6 separate regions of the Homo sapiens genome follow, and regions 1, 2, 3, 4 and 5 are each linked to region 6. The links are chromatin loops, found by intact Hi-C in ENCODE. Cell type or tissue: A673. All regions are shown on one strand. Region 1 has its middle 240 kb from the start of MIR4465. Region 2 has its middle 570 kb from the start of GJE1. Region 3 has its middle 94 kb from the start of LINC02941. Region 4 overlaps LINC02941 (long intergenic non-protein coding RNA 2941). Region 5 holds the start of LOC105378023 (a long non-coding RNA gene). Region 6 has its middle 240 kb from the start of MIR3668.

Region 1 (5,000 bases), 480 kb after region 6:
TAGAGAAAGGTCAGTCTGGTACTGAAAATCTTCTTCATTTTTCCTTTTCTATTTGTTCCTCAGGGTTTGTCACCATTGAGTGATAAAGGTGTCAGGTCCCAATTGTCAGTTCATTGTTGGCTATGTGGATTTAGAATACATGGTACTTAGCAATTTTTGAACTTAGCTGTGTGCTTCAGGCACAATTCTGAAACAATAGGAAAAGTTTTGCAAAGCTATACATACACAAACATAGCCTTAATTTTTTATAAAAATGGGACTTACTATACAAATTCTTTGTAACTATTTTTAACATGTATTATATCATAACATTGTTCTATATTGAGCATCATTAATAAAACTTTCATCTTTTCTACATTACAATGATAACACATACTTCTCTTAACAATTGAAATGACATACAAATATTCCTTGATTTACAATGAGGTTATATCTAGATAAACCGGTTGTATGTTGAAAATATTAAGTCAAAAATGCATTTAATGCACTTAACCTTTAAAACATCATAGGTGAGCCTAGCTTACCTTAAATGTGCCCAGAACACTTCCATTAGCCTACAGGTGGGCAAAGTCATCTAACACAAAATCCCTTTTATAATATCTCTTGTAATTTATTGAATACTGCACTGGAAGTGATAAACAGAATGGTCGTTTCAGTTGTTTACCCTTGTGATTGCGCAGCTGACTGGGAGCTGTAGCTCACTGCTGCTGCCCGGCATCCTGGGACTGTATCCTGCAGCTAGCCAGAGAAGAGAGCAACATTCAAAGTATGGTTTCTAGTAAATATGTATTGCTTTCACATCATCATAAAGTTAAACAATTGTATGTCGAACCATAGTAAGTCAGGGACCATCTGTATTGCAAAATGCATAAAAGCCATGATAGTTATCTTTCTCTACTTCTCTTTCTCATCTCATTGAGATAACCAATGCTAATAGCCTAAAATGCTCACTTTCAATCCTTTTTTGTTGTTCATGAATATATATATATATACAGGCATATATATTTACATATATTATATCCACTGTTTTCTTTGTTATTAAAGTAGAATCATATGATATACACACACCTTTGCAACTTTCTTTTCCCCTGAAAGAGTGACTCCCCATCAGTTGGAAGAGTAAGATTTAACAGTTTTCCAATACAATTGTCTATAAATACAGATACATGTAGACAAATACAATTTTATTTAAATTAGGTTTTTTTCATGGGCACACCCGTTTCCTTCCCTCTCTTCTCTCAGGCAGTCTGTGCCAAAAAAAAAAAAAAAAGCAAAACAAAACCCTCAGGTATATAAATCTTTTCTTTTTTCACATAATCTTCCATACATTTTTTCCCTCTTTCACTCACACACCTGCATGAGTGTATAAAATAGAGCAATTGATAACTCCAAACACTCTTTTCTGCATATTACCTTTAAAAAAATCAACAGTAAGGCTTCGAATGATGATTGAAAAGACCCAGTTCAAATATACAGCTTCTCCTCAGATCCTTGGGGCCATACCAAGATGGAACACATTTATGGGGCCAATATAAATCTTTCTCCAAGGTGTCCATTAACCCTCGGATCTCTGAAGAGTAAACAATCAGCAGACTCAATTCAGACTCTGCTCCAAGGCTTTCCAGATTGTCCCCTAAAGCCTCCAGGTTACCAAGATCTTGTATTTCTCAAACAGCGTTTCTCAAACATTTGGTTCAAATCCCTTTATATTCTTGTTATTCAGGACCAAAATACTTTTATTTTTGTGGGCAATATCTCTGAACATTGATCGTATTAGATATGAAAACTAAGAAACTTTGAAAATATTTGTTCACATTTAAAACAGAAATAATAAATGTGTTACATGTAAACATACTACATTTTGAAAAATATTAAGTAAATTAATGCATAATAAGACTATATGCTATACTTAGGTGTTGAATGTGGCTATGGAAAGTTTTATAAAAATGACAGATGAATAACAACTCCTTTTCTGTTCATACACCTACATTAACTTTTTTTTTAAAATGTAAAGGTGTATTCTGTATTACAATTGTTCCTGGATAGAAAATAATTAGCCTTGACTGTTATGGAAAGAAAATAGAGATGACTAAGACTCCAAATATTTGATGAACTACCTGTTGTCATCAAAACGTTCTGAGAGAAATATAAAGTTGTCCTATCACAAGCACATACACGCTATGCATTACAACAGGACCTGTGTTGCAAACTCTTTGTGGCCTCTCCTCAGACATACGTTCATAAATTAGATGGTTCTGGCTCCCTTACATGTGTTCAACTTACAAAACTTGCCACTTCTTTTTGAAGAGTACCTAACAACTATGAACCTATCTACTCCCTCACTGGAAGCTTCTTCCCATAGTAAAAAAGGTGATTTGTTTCCTTAGCTTTGACTCATGTTAACTCTGTGACCATCTACCTTTGAGTGAAGGCTGGAGAGAATGAGTAAGTAAGTGAGTGAGTGAGTGTTTGTGTGTGTGTTTTATAGGGAGATTGCTGGCAAGGAGCTCCTCCTAGAGGTTAGGGAATGCATCTCCCAGTATGTGAAGTTATAATTGTTTTAAGAAACTAAATACAATGTCAAGCGTGCATATGCTCTGTTAGTATAGATGTATATATAGGAAACCAAATTTTTTTTCTATGTGTGTGTAAAAATTTTGTCTTCAGAAGTTGTGTCTTCAAACATTTGGGGTCTGTAAGAAAGTCACAGTAAATAAAAGTCATCTTGATCAACTGTGCCACTTTATAAGTAAGAAAAATAATAACAATCATTTGAAATCTGTTGGCTATCAGAATTTTTGAAATCTTGGACATATATCCCCCAAGCACAATGTTCCACCTTTCCATTTTCAGTGGTCAAAAATTTTAAATTGAAGTTTCTTAACTAGAACTTATGACAGAGATATTTAATAAATAAATTTAGATTTAAAGAATTCTTACAAAGACAGTATAGAGAGTTCCAGTATATCCTATGCTCAGTTTCCCCTATTAACAACTGAAATTAAAATAGTACATTTGTCATAGTTATTGAACCAATATTGATACAACATTATTAACTAAAGTTCATTTTAGATTACTTTTTTAGATTCCCTTGGTTTTCCTGTTTTTTTTCATATAAATTATTTATTAACAGACAAGGCCCACATGCCAATTTCTTCTTGGACACACCCACAGCAGGGCCACTGCAGCCAGTGGTCTTGGCGTCCTTGCCTCAGACATGAAGGCCCCAGAAGTGGCACAGCCCTCTATTGGCCTGAATCTTCTTCAGTCACTCCAGATCTTCACAGACCTTGTTTTCCAGACCATTGGTCAGGACCTGGCTATATTTTCCATCCTTTATATACTTCTGTCTGTTTAAGGACCAGTCTGGGATCTTGTACTGGGGTAGATTTTGTATAATGGTGATCACAGGTTCCACCTCATCCTCAGTGAGTTCTCCTGCCCTCTTGGTGATGTCAATGTCTGCTTTCCTCAACACCATGTGAACATATCTTCAACCCACACCCTTAATGGCAGTGATGGCAAAGGCTGTTTTCCACCGCCCATTGATGTTGGTGTTGAGTATTCGCAAAATATGCTGGAACTTCTCAGGGATCACTATGGATATGGCAGCAACACAAGTGGAGGTGTGGAGGCCACCTGTGGAACAGCTCAATTTTCCTTAACGTCCTTTTTCTGTCCTAAAATCCCAACCAGCATACCACATTACAATTAGTTGTCCTGTGTCCTGTGTCTTGTTTGTGATAGTTTCTCAGATGTTCCTTGTTTTTGATGACTGACAGTTTTCAGGGTTACTGCTCAGATACTTGGATATTTGGTAGAATATCCCTTAGTAGAGATTTGTCTGAACTCTCTTTTGTGGTTAGAATGCACTATATGTTCTGGGCAGTACTATAGAGTTTTATTTGGCCTCAGCATAGTAATCATGTCAGAGTTCCTGGCTCATGGCCAAGTTTCCCAAGAGATGGTCTTCAAGTAGAATACGCTTAGCAAAAGGTGATCAGGAAGTTCAGAGTTTCTAAGTGCTCAAGGGTGCTTTAGAACATGTACATTTTCAGGAAGTTTCTGGACCCACATAAATATTGTATTTGTTCCTTGTTCCTAGGAGGCTATTTAATATTATGTATATGGAAGGACAATCACCAAGAAAGTTAACCCAATACCCTACAAAGATAAAGTGGCTTTACTGATAGGATGCACATTCAACCCAATTTGACAGGGACATTTTCAAATTCTAGCGGTTGTCCCATTGTCATTTTTAATAGCCTCTGCTCTTAACTTAAAAATGCTGTAGGTTATATACTACATTTCATCATGGATTTATTTCCTACTGCTGCTGTAACAAATTGTCACAAATACAATGACAGAACACAGTTTTTTTTTTATTGTACAGTTTGGAGATCAGAAGGTAAAAGTCAGGTTTAACAGGCTGAAATCCTGATATATGCAGGACATCAGCAGACTCTGTGGAGAACCCATTCGCTTGCCTTTTCTCCCTTCTATTGGCTGTGGCACTCATGCAAGGTAAGATATTTACAGGTTTGAGGTATTAGGGTGTGGAAATCTTTGGAGTATCATTATTCTGATCACCATACACTGTAGTAACAAAGAGCAATTAAAAGTTAAAAAAAATCAGTTTTGAGCCATGAAGCTTGTGGGTTTTGGGTATAAGACTTAACTCTGATAATGCATTTAAATGTAACTCATTGCCCCTCCGTGCATTTTTATCATTCATCTGCTGTTCAGATATAAAAAGATAAATTATAATAATGTATGATAACTTTTGGTGATAAAATGCTGTGAGAAGGCAAATAGCATAAATTTATGACTGTGTTTATTAGCTACACTCCCCTCTCCTAACATTGCAATATGGACCAAGCAAAAGCAGGTGAGTTTATGTGGCAAAATCGTAAAATTTCCAAACAGAGTTTCTTGAGAGTTTCAAGGTCTCAACATTACGTTATTGGTTTTCTGCCTTACTAATTCTGTGATGTCCTAAT
Region 2 (5,000 bases), 1.1 Mb after region 6:
CACAGGTACACACATAAGAGGATAACAGTGAGGAGAAGGCCAAAGCCCAGTTGTGATTCTTTATTCCTTTTTGTCACTTGTACCATTGTATTCGGACCCACGCTAGGCATTTAAAATAAAAATCAGACTACTTGCCAGGTGCACTGCTCATGCCTATCCCAGCATTTTGGGAAGCCAAGGAGGAAGGATCACTGGAGGTCAGGAGTTTAAGACTAGCCTGGGCAACACCATGAGACCCTGTTTCTACAAATAATAATAATATATAATAATAATAATAAAAATCCAGGTGTGTGGCATGTGCCTGTAGTCCTAGCTAACTGGAGTCTGAGGTGGGAGGATACCCTGAGCCCAGGAGTTGGAGGTTACAGTGAGCTATGATCACTGCACTGCACTCCAGCCTGGGTGACAGAGCAAGACCCTGTCTCTAAAAGTTACCTGAGATATTCCTAGGAAAGTATTTTACTTAGATACCTTTAATATTTTCACAACCTTTCACAGAATATGTAGTAGTAATGATGACTAAAACTTTAAAGACCATAAAATATTTATTAACAATGGCGTTCTATAAAGTCTGCTGTGGTATACAGATTATCAGAGATTTTTCTATACAATTGGATTGTCTATGCTACAATCCAATGGTTGTTCATGATGCTTCTAATCCCAGATTTACAGACTTAGCAAGAGTATGGCTTATGCTTTAAAAAGTTTGAATAGACTACTCTCATTTTACAAATGAACAAAATACTTGCTTCCTAAAGTTCAATTTATAGTCTAAAACAAACACGTGAAGAAAGTTAAGCTTACAAATTTTAAGCAAAGAAATGAGGATTTCTAACCAAAGTTTCAACTAAAATCTAACCCAGGTATATGTGGGCATGTGTGTGTGGTATGCATGTGTGTGTGGGTATGCATGTGTGTGTGGGTATGCTTGCTCTGTTTGTGACACTGTATTCTTTCAACACATTTTGATTAACTGACAGAATGGTTTTCAAACATTTGTCTCCAAATTCCTAACCGGGATAAACTATCTGATTTCTGAGATATACATCAGGGATCAGTCCACTGTCTTTATAAATTACAATTCATTGACTGTGTTTTCTGTTTCCAATCTCATCAAGAAGTACAGTATCTAGTTGTACCATATCTGACTACTGTCTGTCAACAATTGGATCTCTTAGTATATTTGAAATGAGAAGCTACAACACAGTGATTGTGTCCTTGAAATAAGATTTCAAGAGTCTTTAATTCATGTTCTTTATTCCTTGCCTTCTTACTCTGCTCTCCATCACTCTTTATTCCTTTCTTCAATATTGAGACATACACAGAACATCATTTGAGGAATGGAGAATTGAGTCATGTGCCATGTTTGCACATAGCTTTAATGTGATTGTCTATGATTCCGTAGGCAAACATAAGAACACCGAATTGCACACAAAGTCTGTAATCATATCATCTGTGGCTACAGATGGAAAACAGCCTGCACAAACAGGAGGTATTGTTAACCAGGTGGATTTCCAGTTTCAATATGTTTGAACAAATTTTGGGGTAACACAAAGACATTAGCAACTGGGCAATGCTGAAGAGGCGTCAGAAGGCACTGTCAACTCCAATCTTAAACATTTTTCAGAAAATTAAAGAATTATTTGAATAATCTTAGTATATCTGAGCCACCTGTTTGTGTATTTAGCTTATTTCCTCATATATTTATTTAAATTTTTTAAATTTTTTTGGATACGTAGATGATATATATATATATATATGTAGTTACAGAGCTAGTGAGATATTTTGACACACGCACGCAATGCGTAATAATCACATCAGGGTAAATGGGGTATCCACCACCTCAAGCATTTATCTTTAGTGTTACAAACAATCCAATTATACACTTAGTTTTTAAAAAATCTACAGTTAAATTATTGCTGACTATAGTCACCCTGCGGTGTTATCAAATATCAGATTGTATTCATTCTTTCTATTTTTTGTACCCATTAGCCATCCCCATTTCCCCCCCATCCCCCATACAGCTTTTATTGTGCCGCCAACCTCCTCTCCTCTCTCTGAGTTTGGCATTCCCTGTGACATGACCTGTAATTCAAAGAAACAACCTCCAAATTAGCTGGATGCTCTCAACCTCTAAAGAGTTTAGAATCAGGAAACATCATTATTTATGCCACGTCTGTTCTCATATCTTATTTGCCTTTATTTTCTTTAACAATATCTGGCTTTTGCACATTCAATGAATGCCATGATCGGCAGCAGAGGAGTGGATGGGTTTTCCTGCGATTGTCCTCCCCTTTTCCCCACTGTTTCTCACAGAGGTGACCGCAGTGACTTCCTGACGCTCTCTGATAGGGAAGCTCCTCCACCTCCTCACCAGGCTGCCTGGCGCGCTCAGCCCATCCCGATTCCAGGACGTCCCTGTCCTCCCCAGGGCCTCTAACAGGCAGCATTGGGTAAAACACCGGTTTCAACTTTCACCTTCAGGACCACTTCCTTCCTAAGTGCCTTATTCAGCAGGAAAGGGAAACCTGTGTTGGGGTGTGGAGTTTTCCTCTCAGATTAGCATGCTTCTCTGGCTGCTGGCAAAATTAGAAAAGCGTCGAGGATAAAATGGCTTTATTTTATTTAATGTCACCAGTAGGGGAAATTTTTAACATCGACACCCAGCAAGCCGGCCCCCTTAGGCTTCAGAAGTCACCCCCGCTTTTCACAGAACCTATATAACACTTTACCTCTGAAAATGATTTCTGACTATGACCCGGATATCAAAATTAGGAAACAGCCAAAAAGCATTTCCTTTCTTTTATGTTTTTTTTTGTGCCAGTTGCCCTCCCTGAGTCTTTTCATTTACCCTGGCAGAGATTTGTCTCTTTGCCTTTAAAAGTTAAATCCACCTTCATCGCACAATGTAGAAAGAAGTGAAATTAAACTGCAGTGTGTTCCAGAGGAGAAAATCTACTTTTTTCATCTCTCAGCCCTACTTTAACTTAAACTGACCTAATTACAGCCCACACCAGAAGAAGCGGAAGAGCTGAAGGAGCGCTTCTGCCACCTAGTGGAAAGATCCTTGAACTGTGCATGGAGACTTCCACTTTTTTTTTTTTTTTTTTGCTTTATTTTTGAAATGTCTGGCACAGAAGTGCAAATGACCTTCTCTAGTCTCTGCATGAATACTGAGGATATGCATCACACACTGCTCTGTTCCTTTGGAAATTCAAAATGTAACGGTCTTCTAAAGAACTCTATTTAGAGAAGGTTGAATTAATGGCTCTTCAGATGAACTATACCTTGAAAACTATTTTATTAAGACCATATGACATTTCATGAAAGTTAAATGGAAAACGATAATGCAAATATTAATACCCTTTAAAGCAATGTTTTAAATATTATGTCTTGGATTTAATGTTTAGGGATGTTAGCACCCTCCCCACTAAATCAATTACTCTTCCTCGTAGCCACTGCACGGTTTAGCTAGCTGAATGATTTCTTCAGTGCAGCTCCTGGCTTGTTTATTTGTTTGCTTTTAGGAGTGGTACTGGACATTTAAGAATGCTTCGTTCTCTTCTCCTGGCTTCATTAACGAGTTATTGATCAATGACTTGAAAGAAAAACTTGGATGAAAAATTTAGTCAGCCCTGAATCACCAATGCTAATTAAAACCAGGGAAAGGAAGGAAAATGAAAGACGTTTACAATGCCCAAATCTCGGGGTAGCTGATCTCCTCCTTCACCAAAGCATCAATACAGCAGCCATGAGCTGCTCAGCCTGGCATTTCTGCCTGTGTCATTGAGCAAAGAAATGTCCCCCATGCAAAAATATCCTTGAGCATATAAAGCAAAGGAATCGGCTGTGTGCAGTGGTTAAATCAATTCTGGAATCATTAGGGTAAGTAATGTGTAGGGTCACACTTGCATCTCTTTTAACAAAATATTCAAATTGATGTGATAATCTACATTGTTATATTAGGGCACACTTCAATATCCTGGCTACAGATTGCTTATCATATTAAAACTAAACACAAAATTGGTTTAAAAAAAAGAAAGAAAAAAAAGTTTGTCATTATTTATAAAGACTCCATGAATAGCTAAGGTTCTCATGGTCTTGTTTAGAGTCTTGGTGATGCAAGAGAATATCTATATGAGTTATAGCTTAACAAACCTGTTTTATTTTATAAAAACTTAGCTTGTATTTAAAAAGTTTTCATTACTTATACATCAAATATGAATTCGAGAAGCAAGTACGAGCCAGTCCCTGTAGTAGACACACGGTTTACATAGATACAAGCAAAAATGAACAGGGCTGGGCTCTGATACGGGTTAATTTGATTCTTCCTTAACTCTCTACACCATGGACACTAACATAAGAAATGATGTGTATATACTGCACAGTCTCTAAAAACCACTCTTTTCAACTCTGCTTGTTCTATCTTAATTCAGATCCTCTTTATTTTTAGCCTTGATTATTTCAGCTGCTTTATTTCCTAGCAGGTCAACCTATGCTCAGTTTGTGTCTGAGCAAACTTGAATTGTGTCTACTACAATTCACATTCACTCTTTCCACACTTTTCAGAATCATGTTGTCTCTAGTTAAAAGCAGGTATTAATTAATTGATAAATTTTAAAAGGCCAGCTTAAAATCTTCCAAATTATGGCCAATTGAACTGATTTACTTCATAGAACTCTCTTCCTACAGCCAGCTTGGTGCTAATGTTTACACATAAGTTGTTTCTTCTGAGAAAGATTTCATGATTATCTTCTCAAACATGAATAATTTTCTTGAAACTTCCTTAAGATGGATTTATATCATTTTCTGCATTATTTCACTTAGTGCTTTCTACCTTGGACAACTGTTATCTCCTCATATAAATTTTACATTAAAAAATAAAACCTGACACCAAGTTTTGCTGAACTTGGCCACGAGTACTGAGAAATTCCAGTGCAATTTCATAGAATTCTAGGTAGGTAAAATGCTAATGACTTTTCTAAGAGTTGTTTTTGCCA
Region 3 (5,000 bases), 560 kb before region 6:
TCTAAGTCCACTTGAATACTTACTTAGCATCCTTTGCATATAAAGTCCAAGTAAAATTCATTTAGTTTCTGTATTGCCACTTTGTCATTAAATCTCTCTTTTGGGTCAAATTTTTCTCTCAGATTTGCAGCCACTGCTTCTCTTGACCTCCATAAAGCAGGAAATGTCCATGTACTGCCAAGTTTTCAGAGTCCTCGCTGCCCATAGCAATCAAATGAGATGATTGCCTCAGTCCTAAGCATTGGTCTCAGAGAAGGGTAGAGCATACTTTGAACCGGAAAACCAAACCAAACAAAAACAAACAGCCACGTGAGGTATGTGAGATGTCAGTTTCTCTTTGGAGAAATGTAAGATAGAAATCTGACTGTAAAGCTCTATCTTTGAATGAAGGTTTCTGCGACTTGCTTTTAGGGTCACACTGTCCCTTCCTTGGACTACTGGGAATCATAGCCCTAGCAAACTCAGTTTTCCCTGATCTGGTGATAAAGGACGCAAATTAAAATTGCATTAAGTTCTTTTTGATTCTCCAAAGTTACTTCAAAATAGTTTGTAAATAACAAAGCTATTTTTTAAAACACCCCCTTCAAACCAATTACAAACTATTTTGAATAGCTTGAATATTTGCTTCAAATGATGTTCAGGATGTTTTACAACACCTGGAGGACAGCGCTATACTTGAGAGTTGACTACCTTAAATTGGCTTTTTCAAGCAATTCTTTACGTGACTTGTCTGCTGTGCTTGCCCACACGTAGTAGCTTCTGAATTGTTGCTTTAACCACATTGACTGATTTAACAAAAGAGTTAAAACATCATTTAATTCTGTTGTATATTTCAGTTAATTCTGAGTTTTTCCAACTAAAACAGAATGGGTGGTTGAGTATTTTTCTTTTGCAGATTAGTGCCCAACCTTAAAATTTACAGAGATTCACTGGATTGACTTGGAAGACCACCAGTAATCTCAGAAGTGGCTAAATAACCGGGACAAAAGCATTTACCCAGAAGTGGCTAAATAACTGAGACAAAAGCATTTATGCCTTAGACATGTTTACAGGATGATGGGTCTATGCTGTTTTTTTTTTTTATTTCCTGCCCCCTTTCTAGGAAAATGCAAAAAGTGCTTTTCTTTACACCATTGGACAAATTACTTCAGGATAAATTGAATCCTGTTTACAGTCCAGTAGTTTTATGTAATCAGTTTTTTAAAACCTGAGTTTCAAACAGAAACGCCTCAATCATGTCAAAAACCTGAGTAGTTCTAAGAGTCCTCCTTCTTCTAAATGGTACAGCTGTAAAGAGCAGTGTGACTTTTGTGGGTCCAAGCTCGGGCTCTACTCTTTACTCAAATGTGGTCTTGAACAAGTCCCTAACACTCTCTCAATGTCAAGCCTTCATTGGGCATAATTATATTTACCTTGGTTTTTTGTTTGTTTGTTTTCTGAAAGTCAAATGGCACAATATGAATGTACTCTGTATATTTCAAATGTTAAAAACATTGAGTTGTGGTTTTAGTAATTCTTCTCTTCTTCATAAAGTGGTCAACACCATCACCAATGAGCAATCCTCTTTGTGAGCTTTATTGTATCGGCAATAAGCTGAATGATGGCAAAAGGAGGACAAAGAGGGCTGTCAAATGAGACAAAGGGAACAGTGAGGGCACGGGAAGAAAGACTGGCATATGGTGTGGAGGGGGAGGGGCAAGGCACGAAGATACCGGTCAGTGGAAGAAACACACACATGCACACACCATGCTTCTCCACAAGTAGCTTTTATGTGTTAAAAAAAAAAAAGTGGATAGTAGGGTTAAAATGTCTCTGATCTTTTTTGCCAAATCTTGCCCTATAAAACCAATTGTCAATTTCAAATTGACAGCTGCAGCCCTGACTGCTTAAACAAATGTAACCTCTGTCTCATTTTGCCAGTAAAAAGAAGTCTTTAAATGATATCTTTTAGATTTGTTCTTAGGCCTTTACATGTAACTATCTGTAAAAAAATCTGTAAATCCATCAAATGCAAGGTTTCAGGTGGTGCTCTGGCATGCTGGATGTGTAAGCAGTTCTGGAAATGCCCTCCAGGTGGCATTATCAATAAATTTTTCAGCCTCCAAGTATGGTCCTAGGTCTATTTGAGATTCTGGTTAAAATGCAGATTCCTGAGACCCACTTCAAACTGACCAAATCAATGCCAGTTTGGGTAGCACCTGGGCATCTGCATGCTGTATGAGATTAGTTTAGGGGATTGCTACTCACACGCCAGAGTGAAGATCCCTGATCTGGTCAACATAGGCACCAGCTACAGGGCCCTGGGACCAGATCAGCCTCAGCTGCAGCAGCACCAGGCTGCCTGGGAAGCCCAGCGCTCCTGGGTGGTTGGTAAAGAGTCTTTTCCCTGGAGGAAAGGTAAAGAGTTCTCAGCCCCTCATCTTCCTCAGTCCCTTCTGAATTAAAAGATTGGAGACACTCCATAGGCAGGTTCCTCTCTTGTTTCTTTGCCTTTTATTTATAATCTCGAACGTCACTCGAACCTTTCTGTGTCAGCTTGCTGTTTTAGTTTTGGTTATGATTGGTGAGTCACAGAAAACACAAGCCATTTTTATCTGCAACTAGGACTACTCTCTGTGCATTTGGGCTAAAGGAATCCCTTTTCACCATTTAGGAGGAATGCTGAAGAGAAAGAAAACTTGATATTTAGCGCAGGGGCTAGTGTCATGCATCAATATCTACATCAAAAGACCAGAGGCTTCGGGCCCTCCCCCGCTCACTGTCTGCAGCCTTCACAAGCCTCAGCCAAAGGAAATGGGAGGAAGTGTATTTTTCATAGGAATTAACTCTTGCAGCCAAACAGGCAAATCAGGTGGCTTTAGATTCTTTACCTCATAAATGGCTATGTTGTGCTTTCCTTGTCCAGACTGGCGTTCTGTTTTGTTATAACTTTGCAAATTCAATGAATAGCTTGTAGGTGGGAGGGAAAGAAAAAGCCCATGGAATCTTTATTGCTTTATTTTTAAAAAAAATCCATGGAGTAAGAGAAAGAATGTGACTGCATTTTTATTTATGGTCAATAAGCCCAGATGAATATGTGGTAAAAGTTGTGCAGACTGTCACAAAGCAAATCACCATGTCACAAGAAATATTATTAAATTCTATAATTTCCTTTTCTGAAAGTAGTTCCTCTGTATGGAGTTGGAGAAAGAAAATTACATTCAATATTCACCTTAACTGAAAAGCAGCTGAGTGTGGTGGCTGGTATCCTATAAATAGCAGATCTGTGACCTCATTCCTGTTCTCTCTCTGCCTAGCTGTTTCCAGTTGCAAGTAGAATAGAAAATTGTCAATCATCTGGGCATATAGGCCAGCTTATTTGGATAAATCTGACCCAGTCCTTGTTTTTCGTTAGTGATGCAGGTACTGTACCTCTATTTAAGCAAAAGCCTTCTATGCTCTGTGTTTGTTGCTTTTTGCCTGCACTGCCCAGGTAATTGCAGTTATGTGGAATTGGCCTAACGTGACCTTGGAAAACTGCTTAACCTTTTGGAGCCTCAGGTTATTCATCTGTAAAGTGAATATTGTAGCTGCCTCTTGCTCATTTCAATGGAATGCTTTGAGAATTGATTTGATAGTGTGCATAAAGCAAGTTGACCTCCTCAAAAAGGAATACAATGTATGATTTTATTTCTGGTCTCAAAGCTAGCAGGCCAGGCCTCTCCAGTACAACGTGGTCATTATCTGTGTTTTTGGACTGCCTGGAGAGGAAATTCACACCATTCAGGGCAAAACAATCCACTCCAGTTTCTAAATGGTGGGGATTGTCTATCTATGGAACACAAATTCAACAGATGGTTGCCAACCTTCCACTTGATTTTGTGGCCCTTTAAACTGTGTTCATTAAAACTTCAACTTGCAGACAACTTTATAGAGACTTGGAGGGATGTATGAATGACAGTTTTTGATATAAAGGATATAGCCCATATGAGACATGAATGTCTCTGATTCTCAGAAGACGTTGTTAAATTAACATGTAAAACAGCAAACAAATACTCTATCAGTAACTAAAAGTGCATGAATTGTTTCCCACATGTTTGTGAATATCCTGCTGATGTCAACACTTTGGAACTTCACTAACAAGTATGTTTTGAAGAATTTGAGTACGACCATGTTTCATGTTTAATTTCAAGTTCCTTTTTTTCAGAAGGCGGAACACAAACTCGAACCAAGGTTTTGGGGAAACAGAGACTGAATCTGTTTCTGTTTTTGTTTTATAAACTTTACAGAGATATATAATGCCATAGCACTTTTTATTTAAGGCTGGCAGAATTTGTTTATTCTCCTTTTCTCGTGTGGGCATGCATTCATACATGTATTTACTATTTAGCCTGTGGAGTTTTTATTTATTTAGCAAATGCCTTGTTTTATTGAACATTTTGGCTATTTTCTTGGACCATTTTGTTGCAAGAAATAAATGTGATACTTTAAATGATTTCTTTCTTTTTCTATCAACTTGGGAGCCAAAATAAAATTGACATTCTCAGAAAACAAAGGTGCTGTAGAACTCGAAAACATTTACCCTGAAATAAAAATTTGTATTTACTTAGAGCTCAGTTTCTGTTGAAAAACAAACATCATAGACCCTCAGAAAAAGAAGAGAAGCCCCCTGCTGACACATTCTCTTATTGATTGATGATGTTGTCTTGGCAGAGCAGCTTCAGAAATGCAATCAGGGAACAAATGGGCCTGGTTTTATTCAATAAAATACCCTCTTAAAAAAAGAAAAGAAATCTTAAAATTCAAAGAATTGTATTTGAAACTGGTGAAATATAATTCTGTGAGTTTATTCTTTGAAAAATAAAGAAAATGGGATTGTTCTTTGGCCTTATTCCTATGACATAAATCTGATTTGAAGGACACTGGGCCATACCATAAAGTGTAACATTGTTCAAGAGATACGCATAAATGAGAGCATGGTTCCTCAGTTTCCTACTGTATCTGCCCCTTCTGAGTCAATC
Region 4 (5,000 bases), 390 kb before region 6:
ATCCATCTCTAGAAGACAGGCCTGACCCTGATCCAAATGTTCCTACAGTGTGGAAGCAGGAGTTCCAGAAGATATGGATTCATAAGAGGACAAATCTAAAAATAGGGAAAGGGAGTGGCTATACCACATGTGTTCTTACAGACCAATCCCAGATTAGTCATGCTTCCAACTAGGGTGAGGGGTGAATAAGGTGAGCATGGGCCCCAGTGACAAGCCACAGGCAGTGGGATGTTCTCATCTTTCGCTGCCAAGTGGGATTTGGGGAGCTAAACACACACCACACACACACACATGCACACACTCACACATACACACCAACACACAGAGACACATACGCACATGCATGCATATGCACACCACAGCACACACACACACCCCACACACATACATGAACAGATGCACACACACACCACATACAAATGCACATACACAACACACAAGTGCACTCACACAAACACACTCTTGCCTTGGTTTCATATGTGTAGCTAGAGTGACAAACAGAACAGGGAAAGGAAGCTCCCCCCAAACAGAGGCCTTTATTAAATTTATAACAATTGGGTTGGTATAGAATAGAGGTTCAGTTAACATTTCTTGAATGAATTACTGCAGAATGTATTGAATATTATCTATAGGTGAGGTTTTCCATATTTAACTCTGCCACAATATAAGAAAAATGACATTCCCTTCACCTGTGACCTGAGAATTCTTCATTACCAGATCCCATTTTTGAAAGCATGTGCCTTGTTTGATCTCCTCGGGACTTGATGAGGCTGACAAGTGGTCTCCTATGTTTAAAGGGAATTGCTCTACCTAAAGACTGGGGATCTATGGGAAAGGGAGAAAGAAAGGCAGAAGGTTCAGCAAGAGGAGAAAATGCTTTGTGTTGTAAGATATGACTTTCCATCCTGGAATCATCCAGATCTTCACTGAAGTCTGCAATGCCCCGGATTACTTCTGTATGAGTAAATTTCTCATGGAAGTTAGTAAAAGGGGTAAGTTCTGCATTCTGGGGTCAAGGGACTAAAACAGTCTTACTTCATCTAGGCAGCTGTGGCTGAAATTAGGTTGTGTAAGGCTGAAATTAGGCTGAATGCAACAGTCAGCACCCCTATTGATATGCAACCGCAGAATCTATCAACTCATCTAAAAGCAAATTTTTCAACAGAGCCTGTTGATAATGTAACCAATAGATAATGTAACTATCTACCCTACTCAAAACTAGGCTAATTCCTCAAGGGAATTATGACATTACATAATATGCCTGGTTAGTATGGCATTACATCAGCAATGCAATAATAAGGTAATAAAGTTATCAGAACTTCCCTTCCAAAATATGGCATTTTAATCCCTGAAGCGTGAATAGAAATTAAATAATACTCAAACTTTTTATTAATTTTTAAAAGTTATAATGGATATTCCAATTATTTTGTGTAAATTACATTACCAATTCTAAAAGTTGCATAAATTTTTAAATTTCTGGAAGGAAGACTGTTGTGATTTGACTTGCAAATATTTTTAGCAAACAAAACAAGCTTCAGAAGTTGACAAAAATGGGTATAGAATGTATACAAATATAAAGTGTTAGTTAGCATACTGGGATAGCTAAATCTTCTGTGAAGCTGAGAGATTTGTGCATGCAAGAAAATACCAATTTAGCTGCTATTGTTTGCAAACTTTAAAAATGTATCTCTTCCCTTCTATCTGTGCTCCCACCAGCTTAGAATGCCTTCATTTTATCCATCTTTCATTATTAAAAACAAATTCTCTCTGGTACTCAAACTCAACTCAATCTCAGTCTTTTAAAATACTCTTCTATTTAAAAAATAACAAAATCTTTAAAGTGGATTCTAATGGCTAATTGTAGTTTTCTTAAGCATAAATCACTCAGATACTGTGTTCTCTGAGTTATTATATGATTCCGAACGTCCTTTTTATTACCTTTGTTCTTTCAGACTTGGTTGGATAAACAATTCATGTGACACATTTTCTTTCTCCAGAACTTTGTAGGATTTAACTTCAAATATTGCTGCAAAGAAGTTTCAGGGGATCCTGATTTTGTCTTCTGGTATGTGACATGGGTTTTCTGGAGGTAGCTTGAAAAAGGCTTTATCTTTGAAGTTCAATAGTGGACCAAGATATGTTTTGGCTTTAAGTGTTTTGTAAAAATTTTGCCTGGATTAGAGTGTGTTCTTTTTATTTTTAGTTATTTTTCCCAATTATCTCACCAAAATTTTCTTGTTTTATATTCTTTAATATGTTTTTGGTTTCATGGTTGGCTTTGTTTTCACAGGAATTCAGTTATTTTAAGTGGGTTTATCTCTCTTGAATGTGGTCACATTGTTCGTTCCTTCCTTCCTTCCTTCCTTCCTTCCTTCCTTCCTTCCTTCCTTCCTTCCTTCCCTCCTTCCTTCCTTCCTTCCTTCCCTCCCTGTACTCTGTTAGAGGTAAACTGCTGCACTTTTTATTTACAATCCCTCTTTCCTCCAAAATATTTGAGGCAGCTTATAAAAAACAGATATTCTAAAACTATTTAAGCAAGGGCAAATGATGTGATTATGAGCTTTGAGTGTTTTGTATTTATTTATTCTTTTCTCCTTCTTTTGTACGTTTTTCTTCATTCTCTATATTTATTATGATTATAAAAAACAATTTAGAGCAGCAATTTTATTTTAGCTTTGTCTATTGTATTCCTTCTTCCTTAAAATTGATTAATATGTTTCATAATATTCTTGCTTTGGACATCAATTTTACTTAATGCTTGATGCTTCTATTAAAACATATTTCCATTTTCTTTTTTTAAATTGAAATGATCTTCTTCTTACCTATTTCTATAGCATAATGCAATGCATTTATGGAGATGTTTTTTCCTTCCTGTGCTATGCTTTTTTCATACATGTTTTTTCTTGACTTGTGCATATTTTATGCTATTTTTTACTTACCAGTTATTTATTGATTTTTTCCCCCTATAATGTCTTTCAATTGTTGGCACTCAGATTGTTTTAGCATTGCTTATACTTAATGTGAATTATTTGGCAGAGGTAATCTGATTTCCTAATTTTGCTGATAAAATGAAAAAAAAAAGTTTTTTATTTCTTTTCCACCATGATTGCTATCTACTTTTGTTGCTTTGAGCTACAAGTTGAGAGTATGGGAGATGAAAAGGTGATAAGCTAAGGTTGTGTTGAACATCTTAAATCATGATTTTCTGTAGACATTAAGGTTTGCATATTGTTCCCACAGTGAACCCCTGCAAACTTAACTATCCTCATTTTTTCTTAATTTCCTCCTTTCCACTCTCCCTCCCAGGAACTACTTTCACTTTTTTTCAGTTAGAAAAAAAAAATACAAGAGTACAATTTCAATTTGCTTCTTCAAAGTTTGGCAGTCAGTGAAAATCATTCGTATATTATCAACTCAGCATTATTACTTTTAGAATGCTGGTGAAAGTTTAGAAGCCAGTTACGTTGCCCACACTGCTCTGCTCTATTCTAGAATCTTCTGTTGCTTCATTTTGGTTTCTTTGCTTGTTAATAATGTTTTATAGTTTCAGTTGTGCAGCACTCCTTTTTCATTGCTGCTGATCATGATTTATTTTATTCTGAAATTTATTTATTTGTTCATTTGTGAAGGCATAATGGAAAATGTAAATGATGTGATCTGATGTGGCTTCATTCTTCCATTTGCTATCTTTACCCAAACTTTCAACAATCAGGTTTTACTTTATTATTTACAAACTTATCTAAGGATGTATTTATTTTAAAAATTTCACTTAAGAGCCCTTAGACAAGTCCTATAATTTATTACCTGCTGAATAAAGTAATTTTTCTTTTTTATCTCATATGACACTGTTTAATGTAAACTACATTTTTATATTCAGGGAGTATTGTGTGTGCGTTCATTCTGTCTATGTTTTTTTGTTTTGCTGAATTTGATCATGGACCCTCCTATTTCATTTTAATAGCTACCCCTTTTCATTTGCTACTTTCATATGCTGATTTCATATCATGCTTCATATTCTTATGTTGTAAAGGTTTTTCCATTATCAGTGAAGTAATGGAAATTAAAATGCTGTATAGAGACAAGAGATGAGGTTTTATTTAATTAAGCAAAAGTAACAATCCAGACTGCACATTGAAAGGCAGAGGGTGGGGGAGAATATTATGGGAAGCCCTAATAGATAAGAGGAATGCTAAGGGTTGATTTAAGAAGGAAAAATAAACAAAGTTAAAGTCAGAATGTTTATTTTGAATGGCATTAGTAAATGGGGAAAATTGGTGGAACCGATTCTTTGTTATTACGTGACTCATAAAAAATATTAGGTTGCCTTGATTTCTGCTTCTTACCTTGTGGCCTTGGTTTGGTTTATACACCCTCATTGTCAGCACTGGCTCTCTATAATAAGCATAACCATTACAGGTGGCCATAGTTGGGATCTGAGCTTTTCTATAGCATCTTTAGTTCTGCACAGCAAGGGCCACTAGGGAAAGGGCAGAGAAGGGTGGAGAGGATGTCTATAGGTAGCAAAGATACTTTGAGTTTGGAGAATAATAATTATGGAATTGTGGCATGTACGTTACTTGTGCTTTTTCCTTTGTTTTTCTGATGCCTAAGGTGGTTGAACACAAGTTTTTCCTGTTGCGTAGCTGGTTACATTTTCCACTGAGCCTTGCAGCTCTTGTTTTTGAGAGAAAAAAAGCACTAGGAAATATGCAAAATCTCCTTGAGTGAATAATGTGAATTGCAGAAAGGATCCATTGACTTCCTTCTCAGCAGTGATTTTCTATCTGAGTGGCTGCTGGATAGTTAGTGCATAAAGCTATGTTGGTGCTGGCTGGGTGCAAATTGCCTTCATCTGAAGATGCCTGCTTTGTACCATTACCTGCCTACAGCAAAACAGAGCCCCTCCAGTAGAGAAGTCTCTTTAACCAAATATCAAACAAATTAACCTTTTAGTGTGCTCCTAGGAGCCTCTCAAGAGAAGGAACACTTCAGTGACATCA
Region 5 (5,000 bases), 920 kb before region 6:
CTTTGAAAGGTGACGTGTTTAAGATTAGATGGCTAACGTTGTGCCAACCCAGGCCACCTGCTTCCAGGCCCTGCCGCCCCCATGAGCTCTTGCCACTGAGAATAACATAAGGCAGGGAGATGTTGAGAAGCTCTTGAGTTTTGCCTATTTAGGTAGAAGTCTTCTTGGTGGCTTGCTTGATGCTTTCACATTTACAGAGTGTTCTTGTGGGCATAACCAACACGTGCTTGTATATATGGCACACATGTACTGGCATGTAAAGTAATAAGACACTGTAATGAAAGCTCTTCTTCCAAGTAGTGCCAAACCATCACTAACCTGGCCCATAGGCTTCAGTGAGTAAAGAAAATCAAATGTGGTATCAGCAAATATTTAATGTGGGAAGAAGGCCCTAAGATTGGAAAAGGTGGAGGAAGGACAGATCTTCAGCTTTCTGTGCCTTCCTTTGGCCATGGGATTCCAACAGCTGTGCTCCTGGCTTATTTACAGTGAGAGGTTGTCTTGCTCTTCCTTTCATCCTCTTATTCCCATCCTCCAACTCCTCAAGAGAGTTCCAGAAGTTCCTGTCTGTAGTCTAGGGAAGAGGTAAAACACCTCTCTTCAAATTTGAAGGAAAAAAAAACTTGGAAATAATCTTTAGTTGATCATATATCTTATTTCCTATTTTTTTATGGGGATTAGGCTATGGAGATGGTTAACTGGTCTACAAATGAAAAACAACAAGAACAACAACAGAAACAAAAACAAAACCCCTAAATCTTTTTTTTTTTTTTTTTTTTTTTAGATGGAGTCTCTTTCTGTCTCCCAGGGTGGAGTGCAGTGGCGCCATCTCGGCTCATGGCAAGCTCCACCTCCCGGGTTTGCGCCATTCTCCTGCCTCAGCCTCCCGAGTAGCTGGGACTACAGGCGCCCACCACCACACCCGGCTAATTTTTTGTATTTTTAGTAGAGGTGGGGTTTCACCGTGTTAGCCAGGATGGTCTCGATCTCCTAACCTCGTGATCCACCTGCCTTGGCCTCCCAAAGTGCTGGGATTACAGGCGTGAGCCACTGCGCCCAAACTAAAACCCCTAAATCTTTTGTAACCCCTCTCTCCTGTGTACATTCCTTGGAACAAATCCCACTGGGTCTTGGCTGTGTTCCTCAGGCACATCGTAGTGTGTGACATTCCTCTTTTAAACCATCACAGAACTACTGAATTGAGGGTGACCCCTGGTCCCCTGGCCACCGGCATTATGGCAGTTCCTCTTCTTTTGTTCCACTTTTCAGGAAAATTCATTGCCTTCAGGCACAGGTCTTCCTTCCCAAAATAGTTCAAAGTGTACATCTCTTTTCCAAAATTATGTAAATCTTAATTTGTAATAAAATCACATGAATGAGTTGTGGTAAGTTTTTGGCAGGGTTTAGAAAATAATGGTTTCATTTAAACATGAATCACTAAAACACTACTTCCTTAACACAATTAACTCAAAGCAGCCCTTATTGCTAGAATTAAGAGATTTCCTTCACAAAGCTCCCTGCCTTATACCGACTTCCAGTATAGAGACCTAGGCACCATAAGTACAGAAATTTGCCTTAACAAATCATCTTCATTTCCCTAAAACATAGGAATGTTTTCCTAAAAATCTGTTCCTTCTCATTATCTTCCTGAAGAGGTCTTCTCAAGTTTCCAGAGTATTCATAGACTGACTAAGACATGGGTAAGTAAATATACCAAAGGTGAAAAAAAGGAAAAGTTGAGGAATGTCATTTCCCCTGAAGGAGATTTTTCAATAAGCAGGTGAGAGGTATGGGAATGTGTTTAGAATGTGTTCTAAGAACGTTTTGTTCTAAACAGGACTGGAGTAGGGTGTCTGTAGTGATGGTGAGACCAGTGACCCCTTGGCAGTGTGAAAGTTGAATGAAATATCAGTGAGAGTTTTGCTTGGCCATGGAATCGTTGTTACATAATGTTGCTCCTCAGTGACAGAAAGGAAAAATGGCATTATTGTCAAACAATATTTGTTTTTAAACCTAGGTAGACTTGACAATGTTTAAGATGCTAAAGAAAATTAAAACTCTTTCCCTTTAGGGAAATTAAAGTTTGAAAGACAACATGATTGGCAACCTGTATAGTAATTTTTATTTCTGTTTTCCAAATAAAAGAAATTAGAAGACTGTACCTTTTTATTCTCTGCCCTCTGACACTGATCTTTTCTTTCTTCTGTTGCAAGTAAGTGTTTGGTGGTGAGGAAAGGTGAGGAGGTGTATGGGCGTGAGGAAAGGTGAGGAGGTGTATGGGCGTGCTTTCATTGTAGAAGAGACAAGGCAGCTGATTAGAGAAAACAAAGCTGGTTGGAGAAGAGGGGTGGGAAAGTTCATTCATTACATTTTTAAAAATTAGGATATAATGGACTAATTATAAAATGTCAAGATTTCACTAACACATTCCATGTTTCTTTTCTATTAAGAGAAATTGTAATAATTGTTGAGCTTGCTTCCTTCTTTTAAGTAGGAACCTATGATCTTCTAATCTTCATATGGGATGCCTTTTATGTTGAATAATGTCTAAGGAGCAGAGCAAAGCTCTAAGTCACTATTAACCCTATAATAAAGCAGAACACACAAAATGATGGATTTTGAAGGCTACGTTAGAAAATTACATTTTATTTATTTAATGTTTGACTAGGTTGAAAGACACATGATACCCAATATTAAAACATACACAGTGAGTCCATTTCCCTTCAGTCTGCTGCCCACAACCACCGAGCTTTTCTCCTCAAAGACAATCATCCTTATCATTTTATTTTATTTTTTCCAGAGATAGTTTATTAGAAGATTCTTTTAAAAATATTATTTGAATGCTTCTGATGACATCAGGTTATGAGGCTTAACCTTTCCCCACCGGGGAAAATTTCTTGGCTCCTTTTGGGCAAAAGGGAAGAAGATAAGCTCAGATTTCCTTTTTCCTTCCTTCCTTCCTTCCTTCCTTCCTTCCTTCCTTCCTTCCTTCCTTCCTTCCTTCCTTCTTTCCTTCTTTCCCTCCCTCCCTCCCTCCCTCCCTCCTTCCTTCCTCTCTCTCTCTCTCTCTCTCTCTTTCTTTCTTCAGGGTCTCACTGTCACCCAGGTTTGAGTGGCACTATCTTGGCCCCCCACAACCTCTACCTCTCGGGCTCAAGTGATTCTCCTGCCTCAGCCTCCAAAGCAGCTGGTACCACAGGTGTGCACCACCATGCCTCTCTAATTTTTTGTATTTTTGGTAGAGATGGGTTTTCACCATGTTGCCCAGGCTAGTCTTAAACTCTGAGCTCAGGCCATCCACCTGCCTCGGCATCCCAAAGTGCTGCGATTACAGGTGAGAGCCGCTGCGCCTGGCCTCGGATTTTCTTTAGAGAGTGACTGCCTCATGACAACCCTGAAAGGTAGCTAGAGCCAACTCTACTTTCTATATAAGGAAAATTGTGATTCCTGGGTTTAGAGCCCCTTCCTCATTTTCCTTGTGTTGCAGTGGTGCTCGGCCAACCCACAGGGCTTCTCTGGCACCAGCTCAATGGCTCTAGTGTAGGTGCAAATTGGTTTTCCTGTTTTGAAACCATGTTCCAAAATAGCTTGTAAGGGGCCAGAAAACTTCAAATGTATACTAGCAATGCCCAGAGTTCTAACAGAATTCTGAGTGCACGAATACAAATAAGCACACGACCTCCTCAGGTCTCACTGCCCAACTCTGATGGCAGCTTGAATGGGCTCCACAATTCGTAAAAACTCTCAGGAGGAGAGGTTGGGCTCATTTCTTCTATTTAGCCACAATAAAACACATTAAGAATGGTGGTGATTTAAGACAGATTTGCTGGGAGTGTCTGGCAATTGTTCATCATCGTTGATGCTTTTTATCTGCAAAGTTTTTGTCATCCTTGCCCCATCTCCCAGTGCACCCCATTTCGTTCTTGAGGGGGCACTTCTGGCAACAACAACGATGAGGCATCTGAGATTGTCAGCTGCTCTCTCAGTTATCGGTGGAATTTCACTTGTTTGAGTTTTCTTATTTGTGCACATCTTGATTTGGTTATACATGCCCCAATTTCTTTCAGGCCTTTGCAGATTTGGCCATGATGGACTTATAGCATTTATTTTAGAATTGCTTTTAAAATACGGATCATAAATAGTTTCTGAAGCATTCAACAGAAGGACATGTTGTTCCCTGTTTGTATCACGATGTCATGTTGGATTGTCATTAATAATTGGTTTGCATCATCCATGTGCTACTACCCCCACTTTCCAAGGGTAATAATTTTGACATTATTTTTAGTCCATCTACATAGTTCTGAAAACAACCAAGAAGAGGAGGAGTATTCTTTTAAATGACATTCTTTCTGAGCAGGGGCTTATCATCCATCTGTGTTCACAAAGAATGAAGTGTTCTGTTGTTTATCCCTGATGCTGCAACACTGGAACATTCTTCATAGCTCTGTAAGCACCTAAGAATCAAAGCCCATAAATATAAATGTATGTAGGATGTACTTTTTTTCCCTTGTTATATTAAAAGCACAGCAACATGTCTGACCCAGATTAGTATTTCTTTCTTTTCCTTTCTTGTTTTTTTTTTTTGAGACGGAGTTTTGCTCTTGTTGCCCAGGCTGGAGTGCAGGCTCACTGCAACCTCCGCCTCCTGAGTTCAAGCAATTATCCTGCCTCAACCTCCCAAGTAGCTGGGATTACAGGCATGCACCAACACGCCCGGCTGATTTTTTGTGTTTTTAGTAGAGACGGGGTTTCTCCATGTTGGTCAGGCTGGTCTCGAACTCCCGACCTCAGGTGATCCGCCCACCTCGGCCTCCCAAATGCTGGGATTACAGGCATGAGCTACCACGCCCTGCCTCAGATTAGTATTTCTCAGGATTAGAATAAATAGGCTTTTAGATTACTTTGCAACTATATCAAGGTTAATTGGAATACCCTCTTAAATATTTTATTCTCTCAGTCATGTAATAAATACTGTTCTTAAGAGTAATATTCCTTATTTG
Region 6 (5,000 bases):
TGCACACACGACAATTTAAAGATATAATTTTTGACATGTGAAGAGTGGAAAAGATAACGCTTGAATCACTAGAATATTTCTCAGTCCATTATTATAAATAGGTGCATGTACCTAAATTAATAATCTTAATTACATATAAAATTTTTGAAATTGGCTCAAAATGTTTATTAACTATTGACTATCCCATTGGGAAGTCAGTGAAAACTTTATATCCATGTATTTGGCAACATATTTTTAATTCTATGTGTTACATATGTTTTTATGTCTTACTTTAAGTTTATTGTGAAATACAATAAAGATATATCAAAATGAATATTCAAATTTAACTATTAACAGATATTACTACTATTCATATTCATAATGCTTATTACCATTCATTATAACATTACAAGTTACTGAAATATTTAATGTTCAAATACGTTGTTCTTGAACAGGCATTTATGTTAAGTTTGTGTAAGTGATGCCATGTTCCACTAAGACAAGACCGAGATATTTAGTTCAAAGGTGACATGTCCTCTTCAATAAGTAGATTGTTATTTTGGTTCACGGTGGTGAGGTGGAGATGGGGCCAACATTAAAGAATCAACATCAGTTTCCTACATATTTTTAGGCAGGTTTTATTTTTCAATAATATGACACACTTCCATTTTTATTTATTACATATTTGTTTCTATGTATCCTGTAAAAATATAAACAAAAAGAAACCCAAAACTTGCACTCACTATTAAAGACAGGAGTCAGGCTTGAGTTCCTTTTTTTCTCCCTCCCTCTCTCCTTCTTTCTCCTCCCCCGCTCTTGCTCTCTCCTTTCTCTTTTTCTTTCATTTTTTTCTTGCTTTCTTTCATTTTAATACCCTTGTTCCCATTGCTAGTATTGTTAATAGAGTCTTATTTGCAATGACTCAACAGTTAAGTCTCTTTCTCCTCATTTCATTTTTTGCAGCAGTGGTTGTCAGGCCAGTGAAAATGAAATGCTGCAGTTGACAGTGTTTAATATTATTTGTTCCTATCACTGTTAACACTTCTATTATTATTGAAATGTTTAGATCAGCACTGTCAGTTCCAAAGGACCTGCTGACATACCAAGGAAAACTTTGATAAACAGCTCTGCTGTATTTCTCTATATTCTTCATAGTCCTCGTTTGAAAATCCTTTCTTGTTCCTTGGAGTAATTTATTTTGAAGAAAAAAAAAATCTTGGTTTGTTAAGAACTCATCAATTCCTGCTTCTTATTTTCCACTTGAAGTTTTAATCCTCTGTTTCTAACCTCACAATCGGTTGCTGTGGAGGTGATTAAGATGTCACAAATATAGGATTATTGTAATTCTGGGTAGAGAATAAGCCTGAGATGATTTTCTAAAGAACAAAGAGGTCATTTTCATGTAAATATATCAACTGCTTCAAAGTGAGGAAAGGGAATGAAACAGAAATATGAGATCTAATACTACCGGTTATAAAAGAAATGGATTAAAATTTCATATGAAAAATTAATAGCTCTGAAAAATTTATACATTATGATTTTTATGATTTTTTGAGTTCTGTGTTTCTTTGCACATGTGTGGGTCTGTAAGCTGAAAGCATGTGTGGGTCGGGATAGCCTCCTAAATACAAACATCTAATTGAATGTAATGTGTGACCTTGAACAAAGACCAATTTTTCCTTTGATTTGTAGAAACCAGTGTCATTTTATAATTATACTTCGTGCCTTCTGTTGCATTTGAAAGAATATTTCAGGACATCACAATTCCCCTGAAGTTGTGTATCCTGTATCAATTACATATTAGATTACAGACTTGATATTGCTTTTTCTAAGTAATTTAAATCTGGGAAGTTACTGAGTAAGTTGTAAATACCTTCTGAGAATCTTCCTCTTCTTCTTACTCTAAGTATAGTAGGAAGGTATTTCCCAGCCTAAGGCACAGAGTAGGCTTTTAGTTAATACTTGTCAAGTAACAACAGGGGACAGACTTCTCTGCTTCTGAAGAAAAATGATGCCTTGACAAACTTTTGAATGGTAAGAGTTACAGAGAACTTTTCCTCCCCCGCCTCCCAGGCCATGGCATTTTATCGCTCCACTGATGAGCATACAGCTCCATCTGGGGGCAGGGCCAGAATGGAACATTTTCTCATAGTCTTGGTCTCTTGGCCACATAGCTGTCATCTTTGTGCATCAGTCAGGCGCTCCCTTCGTCACTAGCACTGAACTGCTCATGGAAGAAAATTTAGTGCCTTGCGATTGGGACTAGCTCCAGCTACCGCATTTCAGGGCATTCCTTAGGATCACTGGGGGCATCATTATGATCAATTCCAAAGGATACTCTTGAGGAGCCCTAAAACCTTAGACTTAGTGATAATGTAATATTTTCCTGCTTCTCTCTTGTTTCTGGGGCATCTCTTTCCTCTGGTTTTCTTTCTAACTCTTGTCTTTCCTTGCCAGTCTAATTTGCACATCACTTAGTCAGCTGCTCCACAGATCGTCTGTATGTAACCCTTTTCTCTTGTCATTCTTCACCCTTCTTTATAAAACGATATCCACACTCATATCTTAAAATAACTTCTTTCCTCTGATGGCTACCACATCTGCACTTAAATCCTTTTCCTCTTGAGATTCACCCTGCAAGTATAATTGTGTCCTACTGAGTTTTGTTTGAGTATCTTGCAGGTAATATGCTCAAAGTTCTTCATCTTCCCAACTAAATCATATCTATCTTTTTCTAGTTTGGAGATGAAATGTTACCTTCCTTTTTTTGTGTGTGCCCTAATGTTAATTACCCCAATCCATCAACAGGTTCTGCCAATTCTGGTTGCTCAAGAAGTCTCCAATCTGTCCTTTATTTATGTATCCTCACTACAATAACCATAGTGATGTTCTTATATTTGGCTACCTGGACCACTGCAACAGCATTTTAATAACCACTTCCCAACATTTAATTCATCCTTTCAACTGCAGAGTTACTGTTCTAAATAAGCAAGTCATTTATGTCATCATTCTGCATTAAACACTTAAAATCTTCCCCATATCCATCAGGGTCAGTCTGATTGAGTGTTTAATGTTACAGAGGCAGACAGTCTGGCTTCAAGTGCTGGCTCTTCCACTTAGCAGTTGATGAATTTGGCCCATTTATTCAACCTCTCTGTGCCTCATCTTCCTTACCTGTAAAATGGTGTTAATATTGAACTTACAGGCTGCCCAAGGGAAAGACATGAATGACTTTCTATAAATGTGTAGTGCAATAACTGTTGGCCATAGTAAGTACTTAATAAATATTCATTATAGTCATCTCAATCATGATCCCCATCATTAGTATCGTCATCATAATCCTCATAGGTGCTATGGTCTAAATGCATTCCCAGCATTTATACATAGAAACTTAATTGCCACTCTGATCATATGTAAAGACGTGGGACATTTAGGAGGTAGTTGTCATGAGTGTGGATCCCTCATGAATGGGATTAGAAACCTTGTGATGCCTTATAAAAGAAGTTGAAGGGGCCGGGCTCAGTAGCACACCTGTAATCCTAGCACTTTGGGAGTCCGAGGCGGGTGGATCACCTGAGGTGAGGAGTTCGAGACCAGCCTGACCAACATGGAGAAACCCTGTCTCTACTAAAAATACAGAAGTAGGTCAGGCGCGGTGGCTCATGCCTGTAATCCCAGCACTTTGGGAGGCCAAGGCGGGTGGATCACCTGAGGTCAGGAGTTCAAGACCAGCCTGGCCAACATGGGGAAACCCCATCTCTACTAAAAATACAAAAATTAGCTAGGCGTGATGGTGGGCGCCTGTAATCCCAGCTACTCAGAAGGCTGAGGCAGGAGAATCGCTTGAAGCCAGGAAACAGAGGTTGCAGAGAGCCAAGATCGCGCCATTGCGCTCCAGCCTGGGTGACAGAGTGAGGCTCTGTCTCAAATAAATAAATAAATAAATAAATAAATAAATAAATAAATAAATAAAAATACAGAAGTAGCCAGGCATGGCAGTGCATGCCTGTAATCTCAGCTACTCTGGAGGTTGAGGCAGGAGAATCGCTTGAACCTGGGAGGCAGAGGTTGTGGTGAGCCAACATGGTGCCATTGCACTCCAGCCTGGGAAACAAGAGCAAAACTCCATCTCAAAAAAAAAAAAAAAAGAAGAAAAAAAGTTGAAGGAGGTGTTCTTTTGTGCTTTTCTTTTCCTTCTTGTGAGGACTCACCAAGAGATGCCATCTTGGCAGCAGAGAGCAGCTCTCACCAGACACAAAATCTGCTAGCACCTTGACCTTGGACTTCCCCTCTTCCAGAACTGTGAGAAAAGAAATTTCTGTGATTTATCAGTTTCCCAGTTTCAGGTATTTTGTTTTAGCAGTACAGACTGAAACAACAGAAAAAAAAGACAGTGACATTGCATTCAAGACTGTCCACATCTACTAGCTTTACAGTCTCCTCCATAAATAAACACTCCTAAAGCTTGCTTCTCCCTCTGGTCTAAGAAGGCATTTTGTTGTTCAAATGGGATGCATACTCTCCCTGCTATTCCCCTTATCATTCCCTTTATCTTCCTATGAAAACTATAGCTTATCCTCTGAGCTATTATTCAAATTCAGCTCTGTGCAACTTTTCTTTATGCACATAAGAAAAGTTGGGTGTTCATTTTTGTGTTTTCATACTACCATATGAATATTTCTAATATTGCCTTTCACACATCAGTTTGTCTTTATTGACTACGTTATTTATTATTAGAGGGCTATGAAGATGTCGTAGAGCAAACATTGAGCTTTATTCATATCTCTAGTGTTTTGTACAATGTCTGGAATATCGTAGATCTTCAAAATCATTTTAAGTGCATGGTATACACTCACTGGTTTTACCTTTAAAATTGACTGTTTGAAATAAGCATATTTTTACTTAAGCAGAGGATCCAAGTGGGCTTTAGAGGAAGTCTTGATTCAACATATACCTTCTAAAACTCCCTCTTGTGTTATAGTCATACTCTACTGATCTCTGTCTTTATGACACACATTTCT

The links. Hi-C counts contacts between places; a loop is a spot of excess contacts. Peaks named below come from ENCODE experiments on the same cell type or tissue, not always from the same donor. Only the 100,000 strongest peaks of a DNase experiment are listed, where the experiment ranks them.
Region 1: it touches region 6 in a loop (5-fold over the local background); 12 of 110 quality-filtered maps call a loop at or near these places.
Region 2: a loop joins it to region 6, with 5 times the contacts of the local background. A loop is called at or near these places in 7 of 110 quality-filtered maps.
Region 3: a loop joins it to region 6, with 5 times the contacts of the local background. A loop is called at or near these places in 35 of 110 quality-filtered maps.
Region 4: a loop joins it to region 6, with 13 times the contacts of the local background. A loop is called at or near these places in 6 of 110 quality-filtered maps.
Region 5: it touches region 6 in a loop (6-fold over the local background); 2 of 110 quality-filtered maps call a loop at or near these places.

The regions. Positions count from the first base shown.
Region 1 is chr6:140,919,305-140,924,304 of GRCh38, forward strand. It overlaps the pseudogene RPS18P10. Among named protein-coding and RNA genes, the nearest start is that of MIR4465, 240 kb to the left of the region's middle. In A673, a CTCF peak has its summit at 2,508 (motif pointing left); a DNase peak (open chromatin) is centred at 2,507; H3K27ac peaks cover 949 bases.
Region 2 is chr6:141,559,961-141,564,960 of GRCh38, forward strand. No RefSeq gene overlaps it. Among named protein-coding and RNA genes, the nearest start is that of GJE1, 570 kb to the right of the region's middle. In A673, a CTCF peak has its summit at 3,057 (motif pointing left); a DNase peak (open chromatin) is centred at 2,991; H3K4me3 peaks cover 1,085 bases; H3K27ac peaks cover 3,583 bases.
Region 3 is chr6:139,879,786-139,884,785 of GRCh38, forward strand. No RefSeq gene overlaps it. Among named protein-coding and RNA genes, the nearest start is that of LINC02941, 94 kb to the right of the region's middle. RefSeq lists an enhancer at 4,414-4,954. In A673, CTCF peaks have their summits at 2,048 (motif pointing right) and 2,062 (motif pointing right); DNase peaks (open chromatin) are centred at 2,086 and 2,756; H3K27ac peaks cover 4,282 bases.
Region 4 is chr6:140,045,182-140,050,181 of GRCh38, forward strand. The region is part of intron 1 of LINC02941 (long intergenic non-protein coding RNA 2941); the gene reads left to right. All of the region lies in intron 2 of LOC107986652 (a long non-coding RNA gene), which reads right to left. Among named protein-coding and RNA genes, the nearest start is that of LINC02941, 71 kb to the left of the region's middle. In A673, no CTCF peak of the experiment used is centred here; DNase peaks (open chromatin) are centred at 1,150, 2,300, 2,820 and 3,277; H3K4me3 peaks cover 308 bases; H3K27ac peaks cover 5,000 bases.
Region 5 is chr6:139,521,311-139,526,310 of GRCh38, forward strand. It overlaps LOC105378023 (a long non-coding RNA gene), which reads left to right and starts at 3,513. Exons shown (of 3, transcript XR_943067.2): 1 at 3,513-4,446. In A673, no CTCF peak of the experiment used is centred here; DNase peaks (open chromatin) are centred at 1,491 and 2,891; H3K27ac peaks cover 3,632 bases.
Region 6 is chr6:140,439,388-140,444,387 of GRCh38, forward strand. No RefSeq gene overlaps it. Among named protein-coding and RNA genes, the nearest start is that of MIR3668, 240 kb to the left of the region's middle. In A673, a CTCF peak has its summit at 2,080 (motif pointing left); a DNase peak (open chromatin) is centred at 2,064; H3K27ac peaks cover 2,663 bases.